Linked DNA regions of Homo sapiens: region 1 is linked to region 2. The links are chromatin loops, found by intact Hi-C in ENCODE. Cell type or tissue: PC-3. All regions are shown on one strand. Each heading gives the region's core, and the rest is flanking DNA. Links, peaks and the distances in the headings are about the cores only.

Region 1 (2,899 bases), core at 223-2,722, 110 kb after region 2:
CCCAAGCTGAAACCCTGTCCCCATGCAACACCAGCTCACCATCCCCTCTGCCAGCCCCTGGCGCCCACCGTCCACACTCCGTCTCTGCGGGTTTCATGACTCCAGGGGCAGCACACGAGTGGCCCCTCCTGCCTTTGTCCTCTGTGTCCACCTGCCTCACTCTGCACAGTGTCCCCAGCTTCCCCCATGGAGCAGCCTGGGCCAGCCTCTCCTTTTCACGGCTGAACCGTATTCCACCGCACGGATCAGCCTCACGATGCTGACCCAGTCCTCCGCCCAGGGACACATGGGCAGCTTCTGCCCTTTGTCAGTGATGCTGCTGTGGACATGGGTGTGCAAATGTCCCTCAGGACCCGCCTTCAGTTCTTCTGGGGACAGACCCAGAGTGGAGTTGCTGGTCACCCCCACCAGCAGGGCACAGGGCTCCGGGTCCCCACGTCTCTGCCAACACTTCCTACTTCCTGTGTTTCTTGATCCCCGCCATCCTATTGAGCGTGAGACAGGTCAGAAGCTTTGAAGATGGGCTTTCGTCTTGTCCCAGAAATCCCACCTCTAAGAATTTAACTTCAGAAAGACAAACGCGGGGGAGCTGGTGCAGGGCCCGTGACGGGGACTGTGACGTAAATAAAACAACAGACCTGGACACCACCCTAGGGTCCCCATGGGGCCGGACGAGGCCACACCACCCGACCTGGTGCTTCCTGCCTGGCGTCTGCGCCACGGAGCATTCAGGACGCTGGTGACCAGGGAGCCAGGAGGTGGGAGCATCTGAGGTGCAGGTCACACGGGCAGGAGGTGTTTGCAAGAGGTATTGCAGCGCGGACGGAGTGTCCTGCAGATGACGCTGTCTGTCCTGTAGATGACGCTCGTCAAGGAGGTTTACCACATAGCCCCCAGGAAGCCCACCCGACACCAGCCGGAGGTGCTAGGCTTCTGCGGCTCCCACCTGGGGCAGGCGGAGGACCCCGGGCAGGTCCAGGACCCCCCGGAGCAGCTGCTTCCTCAACCCTGCCAGGGTTAATGAGGAGGCCCCAGAGTGAGGTGGAGGCCAAATGGGACTCAGGGCCGGAGCCTCTGGCCTGGCTGGATCAGGGCTGGCATTGGACAAGCGCAGCTGACTCCCGATGTGCATGGCCAGGAGACACTCTGGGCCTCAGTTTCCCCTTGAATGTGAACCTTGAAACAGATCAGCCCAGAGACCTCCCACGGTCTTCAAGGGGCTCTGGTCAGCTGGGCTGGGGTCTCTGGAAATAGAGCCTCCTCCAGGGACCCCCACAAGCCACCCAGACTGAGCATCCTGGCCATGTGCATGCCTGAGCTCAGCAGGAGCCTCCCGGCCTCCCCGTGGGCTAAGCAGTGGTGGGAGGGGAGCTCCAGCCTCGTGGGCCCTCCCCGGGCCTCGGGGACCCATGGTCAGTGGCTGGGGGTGCTGCCCAGAGGCTGGGATTCCCTTCCAGCAGGAGCCGCAGTGGGGCTGAGTGTGAGGCAGGCTGGCTGACCACTGTTTCCATGGACCCTGCGTCCAAGGCCAGCCCTGCCTTCCAGCGGCTTTGCCATCTAGGACGGGTGCCAGGTGGGGTAGGCCCTTCTCTCCCTTCCGATTCTCAGAAGCTGCTGGGGGTGGGGGCGTCCTGGGCCTCAGGGCACAGAGCTGCAAATCCTTCCTGATCCAGGCCTCTCCCCTGCCACAGCCCCTCCCCGAGAGCAAACACACGTGGCTGGAGCGGGGAAGAGCATGGTGCCCTGCGTGGCCTGGCCTGGCTTGGGGCCAAGGCTCCCTGCTACATAAGCTGGGGCCCCCAGGGGAGCAAGCACCCGGCCCGGCTCCCTCCCTGCCCGTCCCCGTCCCCCCACCCGTGCCAGCCCCCAGGATGGGTGCCCCGAGCGCGTGCCGGACGCTGGTGTTGGCTCTGGCGGCCATGCTCGTGGTGCCGCAGGCAGGTAAGAGCCCCCCACTCCGCCCCCTCTCGATGCTGTCTTCACGGCGGGGGTCTCTGCAGGTCGCTTGCCTGGGAGCTTCTCCTGCAGAGTGCACGGGCAGATCCCCCTACGACTCCCTGAGTGTCCTGGATGGGACCCTACCCGTCCCCAACACAGGGCTCTGGGGCCCCACGGGCTCACAGTGTCAGGAAACTCAGGGGCTGGCTTGGATGGGGTGTCCAGGAGAAGGTGGGCCCCTGACCGCAGGGCAAGGCCCCTGGGAGACCACCGAAAGGGTCTTGGTCTTGGGGGTGGGACAGGAGTGGGCAATGGGGGAGGGGGTCACAGCTGGGGGTCTCTCTGGAGCCCCATGAGGCCCAGGCATCAGAGTGAGCAGGGGCAGGCTTAGCGTGGACCCCTGTCCAGGACCGGCTCTACCCTTCACGACCTCCCTGGGGATCACAGCTGGCAGGGCAGGTGAGGGTACCACCCTCAAGGGTTGCACAGCCAGCCGCAAGAGCCCCGGCCTCAACCCACGCTCGACTCCCACGGCCCATCTGTGGGCATCTCATGCCGCACGGGCTGCCTGGCTCTCAGCCGAGCGTTTTCCCTCGTCTGCTGTCTCTTGGCCAGAGCCGCAGCATTAATACTTACTGTCAATAGAGAAAGATGCAGCCCCAGGGGCCACCGGGAGACACCCAGCCGGGCTGGCCATGAGGCTGCTGCAGCCCCTCCCTGCCCCGCCCTCCACCCCCTCCCAAGCTTGGGGTCTGGGCTGGGCAGGTGAGGCTCCCTGGGGTCTCTCTCCATCTGTGGAAGGGAGGCTGGGTGGTCAGCAGGGCTGGAGGCAGGGGGCTTCCCCCAGTGGCTCCCAGCCTGGGCCCGGGGGGAGCTGCGTCTGGCTGCAAGGTTTGGGGGCTGGTTTGACCAGAATAGCCACCTCCTTGCATCTGATTCTTCCGGGCCATGCAGCCTTGGC
Region 2 (2,899 bases), core at 182-2,681:
GCAGGGTTGGTGCCAACGGAGGGGCAGGGAGACGCAGGGGCTCCCCCCAACCCCGTCCAGTCACGGTGCAGCCCCCGACTTTATCCCCAGCGCCCTCCTCTTCCTCGCATAACTCATGCCCCCAGCTGGGTCCTCCTGGGTCTCCCTAGGGGTGACTCGGGCCAGGGGCTACCTGTTTCCCCGGGCTCACCACAGTGGGCTAAGCCTACAGCAGAGGAGATAGGGAGCCCGCCAGCCAGGTGGGCAGCCGGCCACCCCCTCGGAGTAGCTGCACGGGTTGGGGTCAAGTTCTCGCATTCTCTGGAAGAAGCTGGCTGTTCTGTTCCCACGGCGGCCTCCCTGTTTCTGGGAGCAGACGGAAGGCCCCAGCGCGCACTCCTCCCTTCCGCCCAGGTGAGACTTGCTGTTGTTCCGTGGGCTGAAACAGGCCATGCGCCTGGCTGTCGGGTGCTCCGGGCGGCACCAGCAAATGACCACAAACCGGGGGCCGAAAGCCACAGGAAAGCTGTCTCCCACAGTCCCGGAGGCCGGAGTCTGAGGTGCAGGCGTGGCGGTGCCACAAGGCCGCTCAGGCTCCGGGGAAGATGCTTTTGGCCCTTCCAGCTGCAGGTGGCTCTGGGCGTTCCTTGGCTTGCGGCTGCATCGCCCATGCCCTGCCTCCGTCTCCACGGGGCTTCTCCTGGGCGTTTCTCCCTTTGCGTCTCTTCTAAGGACATTGGTCTTTGGATTTAGGGCCCACCTGATAATCCAGGCTGATCTCGTGAGGTCCTCAATCTAATCACATCTGCAAAGACCCTTTTTCTTTTTCTGTTTTTGGAGACAGATTCTCGCTCTGTCACCCAGGCTAGAGTGCAGTGGTGTGATATCGGCTCACTGCAACCTCCGCCTCCCGGGTTCAAGCGGTTCTCCTGTCTCAGCCTCCTGAGTAGCTGGGATTACAGGCGCCCACCACCACACCCAGCTGATTTTGTATTTTTAGTAGAGATGAGATTTCACCATGTTGGCCAGGCTGGTCTCGAACTCCTGACCCCAGGTGATCTGCCCGCCTCGGCCTCCCAAAATGCTGGGATTATAGGGGTGAGCCACTGCACCTGGCCCCGAGTCTTGGTGGTTCACGGCAGCAGGGTTCTGTCTGGTTCATGCTCCGTTTGTGGCTGCGTGGCTGGTGCCCTCCACTACATCCGCTCACTCCAGGGCCTAGGCTGTGGGAGCAGCTATTGCCTCCGTGGTCACGGTGTGGGGACGGGAGACCGAGGGTCTTGTCCATGTCCCAGTCCCCTGAGAGGTTCTGGCTCTGCTCAGACACCGAGTCCCTGGGGCTGCTGTACCACCACCAGGCAGGAGAGGGTGCCAGAGACGTGTGGAGGATTTAAAAACGGAAGGATCTTAGGTGCAGACAGGTGTCTGATGGGAGTCAACAGCGTGTCTCAACTCGCTATTATAAAAAGAGCAAGCCCAGACTAGAAGGAAGCCGTCTTAACCTGTTTAGGAACATCTGCCCAGAAACTACAGCACACATCGAACCCCTCCGCTTGCTGGGACTTGAGAATCACTCCCACAGAAGCCAGCGGACATGGGAGATGTTGGCGATGGCTGTGCCTTCCCTCTATGGGGGTGCTGGAGGCTTCACCAAGTCCGTGAGACAAGAGCAAGAAGAAATGAAGACCAGCATTGGGAAACAAAACTGTCCTGATTTGTTTCATTTTAATTTATTTTTTGTAGAGACAGGGTTTTGCTATGTTGCCCAGACTGGCCTTGAACTCCTGGGCTCAAGTGATCTGCCTGCCTTGACCTCCCAAAGTGCTGGGATTACAGGTGTAAGCCATTGTACCTGGCCTTTATTTCATATAATGTGATTATCAAGATGTAAAAGCCAACTGGCTGGGCACGGTGGCTCACGCCTGTATTCCCAGCATTTTGGGAGGCTGAGGCAGGCAGATCACCTGTGGTTGGGAGTTCAAGACCAGCCAGGCCAACATGGTGAAACCCCATCTCTACTAAAAATACTAAAATTACCCGGGAGGTGGTGGTGGTGGGCACCTGTAATCCCAGGTACTCGGGAGGCTGAGGCAGGAGAATGGCTTGAACCTGGGAGGCGGAGGTTACAGTGAGCCGAGATCACACCATTGCATTCCAGCCTGGGTGACAGAGCAAGACTCTGTCTCAAAAACAAACAAAAACAAACAAACAAACAAAGAAAGAAACATGAAGATGTAAAAACCAAGAGAATTTTTGACTCTATTATTTGAACTAATGAGAGGGTTCAGTAATGTTGGAGACAAGGTTGATGAGGGAAAAAACAATAGCGTATGTTTACACCAGTAGAAACCAAGCTGAAATATAATAGAAAAATACTTCATTAACAGCAGCCTCAAAACCTACGAAGATACCTATGTAGAAAACGTCAGATGGAAGGTGTCCAGGCCACTATAACATTGCAAAGGGCATAAAAGAAGACTTGACTGATGGAGACGTATGCCACGTTCATGAATGAAAAGTGTAAGTTTTGAAAAATGAGATTAATTTTAAAAAGTGAAAAACGAGGTCGATTCTCCGCAAACAGCCTTTCTCAATCCCAGCTGAGTTTTTCGTGGGATTTGGCCGGCTGGTCCAAAGGTCCACGTGGAAGGCCAGAGAGCCAAGCAGAGCTAAGTGAGTTTCAGAGAAGAATCATGTGGGACGCCTGCCTCTAAGACAGCGTGGCATTGGTGCCGGGATAGGCAAGTGGATGCCTGGAACAGCCCATGTGCTTACGATGATGCTTTGAGGTGGGTGGGTGCTCCACATCTACAAGGAAGGAGGGTTGTTCTCTGAGGGTGCTGGGCCGGGCTGTTCCCTGAGTGTGCTGGGCTGGGCTGTCCCCTGAGTGTGCTGGGCTGGGCTGTCCCCTGAGTGTGCT

Evidence for each region. Peaks named below come from ENCODE experiments on the same cell type or tissue, not always from the same donor. Only the 100,000 strongest peaks of a DNase experiment are listed, where the experiment ranks them.
Region 1: a loop joins it to region 2, with 7 times the contacts of the local background. A loop is called at or near these places in 6 of 110 quality-filtered maps.

What each region holds. Positions count from the first base shown.
Region 1 is chr11:1,221,253-1,224,151 of GRCh38, forward strand. It overlaps MUC5B (mucin 5B, oligomeric mucus/gel-forming), which reads left to right and starts at 1,814. Exons shown (of 49, transcript NM_002458.3): 1 at 1,814-1,941. The coding sequence starts at 1,872. RefSeq lists enhancers at 1,655-2,352, 2,353-2,899. In PC-3, for the core only: no CTCF peak of the experiment used is centred there; no DNase peak of the experiment used is centred there; H3K4me3 peaks cover 654 bases; H3K27ac peaks cover 1,322 bases.
Region 2 is chr11:1,113,567-1,116,465 of GRCh38, forward strand. No RefSeq gene overlaps it. Among named protein-coding and RNA genes, the nearest start is that of MUC2, 40 kb to the left of the region's middle. RefSeq lists enhancers at 1-410, 411-940. In PC-3, for the core only: a CTCF peak has its summit at 1,360 (motif pointing right); a DNase peak (open chromatin) is centred at 1,365; H3K27ac peaks cover 1,042 bases.